Linked DNA regions of Homo sapiens: region 1 is linked to region 2. A link is a contact called in ENCODE Hi-C data. All regions are on one chromosome and are shown on one strand. Each heading gives the region's core, a stretch centred on a gene start or an enhancer-like site at or near the end of the contact. The rest is flanking DNA. Distances are from core to core; before and after follow the strand shown. Region 1 has its middle 170 kb from the start of LAT. Region 2 has its middle 210 kb from the start of NPIPB11.

Region 1 (5,610 bases), core at 80-2,579, 43 kb after region 2:
GTAACACACACATGCAGCAGAAGGCGGGGGCCTGGGCCTCCTGCACGGACCCCAGAGAAAGCAAGTGTCACGAGGCTCTGCTGAGGCAGGCAGTGGCTCCCCTGGGCCCAGGGCTGCCCCTGAAGATTGCTCTCCTCCTCAGCAACCACGGGGCAGTTCTGCACTCCCTGGAAGCAGGGAAGCTGGAGAATGGCTCAGGGGCGATGCCTCCCCCTCCACAGGACACGTTCACCCACCCTGGCCCAGCACACTCTCCCCGGTGCAGCCTCCACCCTCCCAGGCGGACTTGGGGGCCTCTTGGTTGTGTGTGGTTCCCCATCCCATTCTCCTCAGAAGAGAGTGCTCTCCTCACAGCGCGCACGGCGGCAGCAGACAGACCCAACACCAGGACCCCACGGGCCGGGACTCCACAGACGGCTCTCGCTTTGCAAATGTGGTCTGACTGAACCATCCTGTCCCAAACAGTGGGCAGGACAAAAACCAGATGTCCCCATCTCTTCCCTAACCCCACTCCCTACGACACGCTCCCAGTTAACCAAGACCAGGCTTCAGGGAGCTGGGCAAAACCTTATCAGTCAGCCGTTGACTTCCCAGAGGAGAACCAGGAGAGGCAGCCACCTGGGAACAGCCCAGTCCCACACATCCAGAGCTGGGCCGGCCAGCATCCACCCAAACGGCTGGACCCGGTGGGGGACAGTTTCCCGCACCTGTGTCTCCACCCCACCCTCTGTGTAAAACACATCCAGGCTGCCGGCCCCGTGACCCAGGAGCAGGTGTTGTTCATCAGTGCACGTGGAGCGAGGCATTCTGATGAAAACTTTGGTATTTGGTTGCTTTGAGCAATTGGCTTGGAAGGAAAATTGGTGACCAAGAAGAATGCTGAGTTGCTCCCAGCCGTGCAAGGTTATTCTCATCAGGGTCACTTAATAATGAAAAACACCCAGCACAGATGGGCCCCGAAGGTGCACCACAGGCTGCGGATGGCCAGGCTTCTGCACTGAGGCATGTGGCTTTAAGGAAGAGTGCGGAGATGAAGCGAGGGAGGGAGATAAACCTGTAGGAGACCATGAAATAGTGAATTTCAGACCCGGTTCTCAGGGGGCCCAGAGCTAACCGTGAGACCGCCTCGGCTGATACAAAGAAGCCTCTAGAAGACATTTCTTCACTTACTTTCTTTTCAAGCTCACAACTCCTCAAGGACAGGACAAACGTTATTTTCATTCCACAGATGGCAAAACAAGCCCAAGAGTTACGAGTTGTCAGGGAAACTTGCAAAAGACTTTGAAACGAGCAAAAACAAACAGTGACTCAGTTCCTGCCTAGGCCCTGCCTCTCATTGTCTTGGGGCTATTTTGCAACTTTGTAAATCCTAGAAAAGTGAGAGCAGTGGAAACACAAGTGAACTGCATCTCCGTGGAATGCAGCCGAGGACCACCTGGGGATAAAGCATCTCCACATCTATTTGTAAACTCATCTCAGCATTCCCTATTGCTTATCCGTGTGGTTCTCTGAATTCTCTCCCAAATGCCGGAAACATCTTACTGGTGCCTGCATTAGTTAATGAGTTAAATAAAGTCTTTGACATGTATGTATTCTGTATTTTTGAGTCAGAATTGTATCTTCTTTTAAAAGCAGTCCTTTGACACCAGGGCCCCTCTGCTAAGGAAGCCATAGAGTCGGGAATCTGAGCCTGGATCAGCACACTCTGAAGGGAAGAAAAGAGGAAGATGAGACTCCAGGAGCACCCGGGGCGTGCCTGACCCCTGCGCGCCATCACCCTCCCTCTGCAGAGGTGGAGGTGACAGGTGAGCTGACACAGAAAGCAGAGAGTCAGCCCAAATGGTAGATGTTGCTCCCATGGTTCTCTGGGACCACGGCGGGCAGGACCAGGTCGAGCAGCTGAGACTCTTGTGCTTCCTTTGCTGACACCGGCCCCATCCAAAGGGCTCCCGTCCTCAGGGTGGGGCTGTGGAGAGCCCGTGAAGAAACTCAAAAGGCTCCACCAAAACACTGCGAAGAATTCTAAAAAGAACTTAGAAGAAATGTACAGTCTTTAAAAGCTGCGAGGCAAGATTTCAATGAAAAGATAGGAGCCGGGTGCGGTGGTTCATGCCTGGGTAATCCCAGCACTTTGGGAGGCTGAGACGGGCAGATCACCTGAGGTCAGGAGTTTGAGAGCAGCCTGGCCAACATGGCAAAACCCCGTCTCTACTAAAAATACAAAAATTAGCCAGGTGTGGTGGTGGGAGCCTGTAGTCCCAGCTACTGGGGAGGCTGAGTCAGGGGAATGGTGTGAATCTGGGAGGCGGAGGTTGCAGTGAGCTGAGATTGCGCCACTGCACTCCAACCTGGGCGACAGAGCGAGACTCCGTCTCAAAAAAACAAAGAAGTAAAATCACAGTATGGCGCCTCCCCTCGTGCTCCTCCTCCTGCTCTGCTGATGGGCGCTGTGTGCGGAGCCTCCCTTTGCCATAGCTGCCTCTGACGATACGGCGGCCTCCCACCTTCACACAGCTTCCCTCACAGTCACTCCGACAGGTCCACCTCCCAGGTCACTCGCACACGACCGGGGCTCCAAGAAGCTGGGTCCCAGCAACAGTGCAGCAGCATCAAGCCCAGGAAAAGCCCCTCTTCCACGGTCCCTGAAGACACGTGGCACTTCCACAGTCCATGAAGACACGTGGCACTTCCACAGTCCATGAAGACACGTGGCACTTCCACAGTCCGTGAAGACACGTGGCACTTTCCACGGTCCGTGAAGACACGTGGCACCTCCACGGTCCCCGAAGGCACGTGGCACCTCCACGGTCCCTGAAGGCACATGGCACCTCCACGGTCGGTGAAGGCATGTGGCACTTCCACGGTCCATGAAGACACGTGGCACTTCCACAGGTATAAACTGGCCTGAGCCTCAGAGGCCCAGCCCTCCCCAGGGTCTTCTAGGCAGTCAGTGGCTGAGTATTCAGAGACCTGAATCATCTCTCCAAGTAAAAAAAGATCAAAGGGACAAAACAGGAATTTGCGGTGATTTTGTCTTCATTTTTTTCTTTTTGTAAAAAAACTTTTATTTTTGAAATAATTATAGATGCACAGGAAATTGCAGAGAAAGGCAGAGAGAGCCACACGCATCTGTCCTGGCTCTCACGCATCCCCAGCCCTCACATGCCCCCGGCTCTCACACGTCCCCGGCTCTCACATGACCCCAGCTCTCACGTGTCCCCGGCCCTCACACACCCCCAGCTCTCACACATCCCCGGCCCTCACATGCCCCCAGTTCTCACACGTCCCCAGCTCTCACATATCCCCGGCCCTCACGCATCCCTGACTCTCACTCCCACCCAGCCACACCCTTCAGAGCATCAGGCGTGCCAACACAGCAGCACGCCAAGCCATCAGCCTGGCATGACCCACAGGGCCCGTTCAGACTCTCGTAGCTCTGCATGCCCTGGTGTGTGTGTGTGTGTGTGCGCGCGCGTGCACTCACTTCAGGCAAGGCCATTTTATCACACGTGTAGATTCGTGTAACTGCCACCACCACCAAAGCACTAACTGTTCCCCTCATCACAGGCTGCCTCCAGCTGCCCCCCTGCGGCCCCTACTCCCCCCACCCACCATCCCCAGCCCTGGCAAACCACCAACCTGTTCTCGGTCTCTGGTTTGATGATGCCAGTTCCATAAACAGCGTCATGGCATGTACAGGCTTTTTGAGGTCAGCTTTTCCCACTCGGCAGAATTCTCTGGAGATGGTCCAAGTTGCTGTGTGCAGCTGGTCTGTTTGTTTTCATGGCTGAGTAGCGTTCCGCGGTGCGGCCGTTCGTGTGTCCACTGAAGGACGCTCGGGTTGTCTCTACGTTCTGCCTGTTACAAATGCAGCTGCACAGTTTTTGGCATGAAGATACGTCTTCATTTCTTTGGAATAAACACCCCAAGAGTGTCATTGTGGGGTTGTACATTAGTCGGGTGTTTACTTTTGGGTGAAACTGTCAAGCTGGTGTTTAGAGTGGCCATGCCATTTGCATTCCTGCCAGCAATGGAGGTCCAGGCCCTGTGCCTACACCACGATATCGCCGGTTCTGGAGGTCCAGGACCTGTGTCTACCCCACGACATCGCTGGTTCTGGAGGTCCAGGCCCTGTGTCTACACTGGGGCATCGCTGGTTCTGGAGGTCCAGGCCCTGTGTCTACACCGCGGCATCACCGGTTCTGTGCTGGCCGTCCTGATGGGGGTGTGGCGATCTCTGCCTGTGGTCTCAGTGCATTTCCCGACGGCTGCTGGCAAGGAGCACCTGCCACGCCCTGATTGGCTGTCTGCATCCTCTTCAGGGAAGAGCCCCCCCACGTCTTGCCCATTCTCACATCGGCTTGTTTTTTCATGGTTGAGTTTTGAGAGTTCTCTATACAGTCTGGACCCCAGGGCTCTAGTCGGGCGTGTGTGTTTGTGAATATTTTCCCCGCTCTGCAGTTTCTCTTTCCATCCTCATCAAAGAGCCTTTCCCAGAGCGCACGCTTTTCACCTGAGATGGGGAGGCCACCCTGGATGACCAGGTATCCTTACATGAGCGAGACGGTGGGGGGGGGGCAGGGTTTGCCCCCAAAGACGAAGAGACCACATGAGGATAAAGGCAGACATGGGAGCGATGTGGCCACAAGCCCAGGAATACCTGGAGTGCCCAGGAGCTGGGAGAGGCTGGAAGGGCCCAGAGCCTCTGGAAGGAGTATGGCTAGAGGGACCCAGAGCCCCCAGAGGGAGTACGGCTGGAAGGACCCAGAGCCCCCAGGGGGAGTACAGCTGGAAGGGCCCAGAGCCTCCGGAGGGACTATGGCTGGAAAGACCCAGAGCCCCCAGAGGGAGTACGGCTGGAAAGACCCAGAGCCCCCAGAGGGAGTACGGCTGGAAGGACCCAGAGCCCCCAGAGGGAGTACGGCTGGAAGGACCCAGAGCCCCCAGAGGGAGTACGGCTGGAAGGGCCCAGAGCCCCCGGAGGGAGTACGGCTGGAAGGGCCCAGAGCCTCTGGAGGGAGTATGGCTCGGCGGGCCTCTTGATTTCCCTTCTGGTCTCCAGAACTAGAGTTAGGAAGTCCAGGAACACACAGGGCCCCGGCACCTTTCTCTTTCCACACCACCGTCCTGGACGGTGCATATTTTTAGCGGAGCCCATGGCCATCCCAGATAAACCAGGGTCAACTCAGGAGGGAAAGCGGGAGGGGACGGGGTCGTGTGCACTGTGCAAGGCTGACATGAGCTGGAGGGGTGCACGGCGGTGACCCCCGAGCTTCTCCAGAGGAGCAACCTTGGCTGATCAGCCGGGACATATGAGCGTCACACATGTACTTGTCTTCCTAAAGCTTTTTATAATGTGTTTTTCTGATTATGAAAATAATATATATCTATTGCAGATCAGAAATGGCAGCAATGCATAAAATAATCCAGCCCCTTGAAAATAAACACAGTGGCTGTTTTTGGTGTGCTTCCTGCCACGTTTCCCCTTTGCACACTAAGGTTTAGTTTAAGTATTAATTAAATGGAATCACATCCTGAACGCGCAGAGCCCGGCACAGAAGACCAGGCGGCATGGTTAAGACAGGCTGGGCAGGGGCAGAACCAGCTGCG
Region 2 (5,872 bases), core at 1,548-4,047:
ACTATTAAAAAGAAAGAAGTTACCTGGACCCCTCTGGAACCTGCACAAGGTCACAATCACACACCAGCAACCCCACACAAGATCACAATCACACATGAGCGACCCGACACAAGGTCACAATCACTCATGAGCCAGCCCAGGCCCACAGCGGGCAGGTGACAGGGAGGCCACGGAATTCCCAGCTCAAGGCCGTTGTCAGCCTAGAAAATATGTGGGGAAAAAAACCAGTTCACTTTGCCTGGATTCCAGCATCTTTCCCAACAGCCTGGCTCTGCTCAGCCTAAAATCAGTAGATCATGAGCCAGCCCAGGCCCACAGCGGGCAGGTGACAGGGAGGCCATGAAATTCCCAGCTCAAGGCCGTTGTCAGCCTAGAAAATATGTGGGGAAAAAAACCAGTTCACTTTGCCTGGATTCCAGCATCTTTCCCAACAGCCTGGCTCTGCTCAGCCTAAAATCAGTAGAAAATGTTCGGCCAAGTTCAGTACCCCTCAGACACCCACACTCTGAGTTTCAGACCAAACTTCAGTCTTTTGAAGTTGAGGTTCTGTTAACACTTGGCTCAAAACCAGAGAGATGGTAAGAGGCTTATAAAGAAGATTTGAAAGGCTACCCCGGTGCCAATTAGCTCTTACAAAACTGTGTTTTGATGAACGAAGTGTAAGTGAATAAGGGACACATGGCTCACGTCTCCCTGGAAACGCACATGGGGTTCATCGCGAAGCGGGTGGAGGGGGACCCGCCCGCCAAACTGCATGACAGGTCGTGCCAGATTCCAAATGTTTGGCGGGGGGGCAGTGTTCAAGACGCCTGGCTGACATCAAAACACTGCTGGATTCTTCCTTCCTCGAAGCCAACATTATTCTCATTAAAACCTAATCAGATCATCCGCTGTAAGGAGTGGTCTGTCCTGGGGAGCGGTGCAGAGAATCCCTCTGTTACACAACAGCTGCTCTTCCGGCAACCAGGGGAGGGGGCTTGGTGGCCACACCCACCCCCCATTTGCAGCTCTGCCCGGGATGGGCGCCCCCATGACCAGAGAGATGAGGAAACGCAGCAGAGTGGCTCCTGAGATGGAATCAGGACTTCCTCCGGGGCTGGGTCTCTGGGTCCTGCCCCCAACCTTGGAAACCTCCCTACCACATTCCTAACCAGGGCCAGGGCAGGAGGTGGCAACTTGCAGGCGTCCAGTGCAGGAGGGAAATCTAATGTGTTGCTCAGCTGGCTGGGGGCAGTGGCGGTCAAGCAGCAGCCTGGACACTGCAGTGCAGGTGCCAGGTGGACGTGGTCGGTGTCAGCAACCAGCTGCCGGAGTCAAGGAGATTCTTCTTGCAATGCAGGGACCCGTCTGGTCAATGGCAGGCCTGAAGAACAAACCTGCAAGCTGGGCATGGTGGCTCACGCCTGTAATCCCAGCACTTTGAGAGGCCGAGGCGGGAGGATCACCTGAGGTCAGGAGTTCAAGACCATTCTGGCCAACATGGTGAAACCCCATCTCTACTAAAAATACAAAAATTAGCCGGGCATGGTGGCGGGTGCTTGTAATCCCAGCTACTTGGGAGGCTGAGGCAGGAGAATCGCTTGAACCCGGGAGGCGGAGGTTACAGTGAGCCAAGATCACACCACTGCACTCCAGCCTGGAGGACAGATGGGATTTCCCTCTCAAAAAAAAAAAAAGAATAAGCCTGCAGTTTTCCAGAGAAGAGGGAATTGCACCGGAAGACCACAGCATGGATTCTGCCCGAGAGTCCTGCCTGCCAGCACCCGCACACCGTGAGCTCGCCAGCCCCTACAGTTGCAAGAGAAAACTCCTAAAAATCACACACATAGAAATGATTTTACAGATATAATGCTATCTGTTATCAATGTGGTGGATTTAGATATAACATTTTTATATATTTACATATTTTATATACATTTATATGTAGCGTGTGTGTGTGTGTGTGTGTGTGTGTGTGTGTTTATGATTCTGAATCTCTGGAGGGCCCTGATCCATGGAGTAGGAAAGGCATATCGGTTCTGAAACCCAGCCCTTGAAAAACGCCTCACCCAGTGGTGCTATCGATGGGCGGTTTCCAATGCTGACTCTGGCTTATATGAAGTTCTGGGACTAAAAAAACTATTTTTGATGAAACAGTCAGGACAATGGTTGCCTCAAGGGGTGGAGGAGGGACACGGATGGCTGGGAAGAGCGGGGAAGGAACTTCCTGGGGTTTCCATGTCTTGATCAGGGAGGGTGCTGAGGGGCGCTCACATTTGCCAAAACAGCGAACCGTACATCTAAGACTTGTGCATTTCACCGCATGGAAATTTCACTTAAAACGTAAACAACGATTGCACTCTAGCTAATGAAATTGAGCTAAAACCATTTAGAGTGAATCATGCTTGCGTCCACAGTTGTTTTCTGAAATGGATCCAAAAATAACATGGATGGAGGGAGGGAAAGAGGGAGGGAGGGAGGAATGGAGATTTGATCAAAGTGAGTGTAGTTCACTGTTAATGGAATTTAGGTGGTGGGTGTGTGGGTGTTGACTGCAAAATTATTTCAACTTTACTGTATGTTTGAACTTCTTCACAAGAAAATGCTGGAAAAGAGAATGAACGCAGGCTCTGGGCCAGCCTGTCTGTCATGAATCTCACTCCACACGCAGTGACCGTGGGACAAGGGTCGGCCTCCTCACTGGCGTGGGCCTCAGTGGCCCCTGGGTGCGTGACAATAGTGCCCGCTTCTGGGGTTGTGCAAGGTTTTAAAAGTTTAAAAACACCACTCAGCCTTAAAAGGGAAGGAGATTCTGACACACCCCATGTGGATGAGTCTCGAGGGCTTTGTGCTGACTGAAATAAGCCAGGCACCAAAAGACAAATGCCGCAGGATCCCACTTACGCGAGGTTCCTGGAGGCATCAGACTCAGAGGCAGAAAGGAGGCGGCGGGGCCGGGCTGGGGCAGGGAAAGCGGGGAGTCGGGGTGTAGTGGGGACACAGTTTCAGTTTGGAATCAAATAAGTTCTGGAGATGGATGCTGGTGAGGGTTGCACAGCATAAAGAAAGTACTGAGTCCCACCAAACTGTACCTTAAAAGTGGTTAAGATAGTACGTCTTATGTTATGTTACCACGATTTAAAAATTGGAAAAAAGTTGGCGTGCTGAAGCCCTGGCCTGCAGAGAGGGGCGAGCAGTCCCCAGAGATTCTCGCCAGCTGCTTCACGTCCGAGAATCCAGGAGCCCAGAGGCTGAGCAAGGCCTCAGACAGCAGAGCCCTGCATTCCCAGTTTCTGGGAGTTGAGCCCAAGTGAGCCCTCCTGAAATGGTGCCTAGGAGAGAGCAGCAGACCCCGCAGCAATGTCCTCCCTCAATGGCCTTTCACAGCCATCGGGGACACCAGGTTGAAGGCACAGGGACTGGGAGGCACCAGAGAAGCCTCAGCTACCCAGGGTGGTGTGAGCTGGGCATTGGGAGCCAGGGCAGGCAGCACGTGCTTCTCCATGGGGAGGTGACAGGCAGCCTTTTGGGGAGATGACTCCAGTGAAATGCACATGATGCCAGACAGGCCCTGCTGGGTGCCCTGAGCCCACACACAGGAGCCCTGCTGCCTCTACCTTCGGGCTGAGGCCACTCTGGTTTGAGCACAACTGAAAGCCACGAAGGGGATGAAAGGCACACTCGCCCACAATGGCCCTCCCCTCCCTCAGGATCATCGGCATGGCGGGGCACACCACCTGCAGGGGGATAAAAGACACACGAGCCCACGATGGCCCTGCCTTCCCTCGGCACCATAGCATGGCGGGGCACACCACCTGCCGCCTGGCCCTGAGCCGATCTGGAAAGCACGCTCAGTGTAGACTGTGATCCAACCCCACGGGAAGTGTCCCGTGCTGGTCCTGCCTCCAATGGACTCATGCACTCTTCAGTCACAGGGGATACTGCAGACCCACCACCCAGAAACCCAAGGCCCAGCTGCTTCCCTGTGAAGATTTAAGGGCTTTATTCTGACCTCATCCTGCTTTCTCACCACTGCCCTGATGGCCAGGCCCTGTGATCCCCACTGGCAGAGCCATAAAGCACTGTGAAATCATCTGGCCAGTGAAGGCATTGTGCTGTCATGAACCAGAATCCACACCAAACACAGAAAGGGAAAAAACTCAGAGTATCAACAGTGCCCTCATCAACAACGAGGTTCAGGCAACATACCCACCCCATCTGTCCATCCACCCACACATTCATCTGCCCATCCAAACATCCATCTACTCATTCATGCATCTGGCCACCCATCTATCCATCCATCCACGCATCCATTCATCCACTTACCTACCTATCCATCCACCCATCCATCTGTACATCTACCATTCCTGCATCCGTCCACCCATCCATTCGTCCACTTACCCATTTATACATCCACCCATCCATCTGTATATCTATCATCCCTGCATCCATCCACCCATCCATTCATCCATCTACCCATCGACATATCTGCCCACCTATCTACCCAACTATTCATCCACTTATCCCACCCATCCACTCACCCACCCATCCATTCATCCATCCACCCACTCATCCATCCATCCATTCATCTATGTACCCATCCATTCATCCATCTACCCATCCATCTACCCAACTATTCACCCACTTACCCCGTTCATCCACCCACCCACCAACCCATCCATTCATCCATCCACCCACTTATCCATTCATCCATCCATCCATTCATCCATCTACCCATCCACATATCCACCCACCCATCTACCCAACCATTCATCCACTTACCCCGCTCATCCAGCCACCCACCCAGCCATTCATCCATCCACCCACTCATCCATCCATCCATCCCTCCATTCATCTACCCATCCATTCATCCACTTACCTACCTATCCATCCACTCATCCGTCTGTACCTCTACCATCCCTGCATCCAGCCACCCATCCACTCATCAACTTACCCACCCTTTCATGCATCTATCCACCCATCCATTCATCCACTTACCCATCCTCTCATGCATCTATCCACCCATCCATTCACTCACCCATCCATCATACATCCACCCACCCATTCACTCACGCATCCGTCATACATCCACCCACCCATTCATCCATCTACCCACCCATATATCTGCCCACCCATCTACCCAACTATTCATCCATCCCCATCCATCCATCCGTCCATCCATCCATCCATCCATCTACCAATCCACATATCTGCCCATCCATCTACCCTACTATTCATCCACTTACCCACTCATCTGCCCACTTACCAATCCATCCATCCATCCATCCATCCTTCTCTGTCCATCCTTCTATCTATCTATCCATCCATCCATCTACCCATCCACACAACTGCCCACCTATCTACCCATCTATTCATCCACTTATGCCACTCATACATCCACCCACCCACCCAGTCATGCATCCATCAACCCATCCATCCTTCTATCTATCTATCCAGCCATCCAGCCATCTACCCATCCACACAACTGCCCACCTATCTACCCATTTATTCATCCACTTATGCCACTCATACATCCACCCACCCACCCAGTCATGCATCCATCAACCCATCCATCCTTCTATCTATCCATCCATCCATCTACCCATCCACACAACTGCCCACCTATCTACCCATCTATTCATCCACTTATGCCACTCATACATCCACCCACCCACCCAGTCATGCATCCATCAACCCATCCATCCATCCATCTACCCACCCACACATCCATTCATCCAGCCACCCATCAATCCACACATCCGTCTACCCATTCATCCACCCACCCATCCATCCAACACCTACTCCCTCCCTCCCCCACCATCCATCCAACTTTAAAGGGCCTTGTGTTGCTGTACTCTTGCTACATGCTGAGTTTACAAAGTTCTAATACCCA

What was found. A loop is a pair of places that touch in the nucleus more often than their neighbours do. Pooled maps may share reads with other maps.
Region 1: a loop to region 2 is called in a map of IMR-90, with 5 times the contacts of the local background. The contact joins two enhancer-like sites. A Hi-C loop is called at or near these places in 3 of 168 maps with a recorded cell type or tissue (IMR-90, chondrocyte and ovary) and 2 of 50 pooled maps.

The regions. Positions count from the first base shown.
Region 1 is chr16:29,152,915-29,158,524 of GRCh38, reverse strand. No RefSeq gene overlaps it. Among named protein-coding and RNA genes, the nearest start is that of LAT, 170 kb to the right of the region's middle. RefSeq lists a silencer at 1,643-1,937 and an enhancer at 2,261-3,460. Within about 2 kb of position 1,329, at least 15 of the 41 ENCODE cell types and tissues checked have a DNase peak (open chromatin) inside an H3K27ac peak, as active enhancers do; they include IMR-90, where a contact is called at or near this core.
Region 2 is chr16:29,196,761-29,202,632 of GRCh38, reverse strand. No RefSeq gene overlaps it. Among named protein-coding and RNA genes, the nearest start is that of NPIPB11, 210 kb to the left of the region's middle. RefSeq lists a silencer at 1-25 and an enhancer at 3,670-4,170. Within about 2 kb of position 2,797, at least 11 of the 41 ENCODE cell types and tissues checked have a DNase peak (open chromatin) inside an H3K27ac peak, as active enhancers do; they include IMR-90, where a contact is called at or near this core.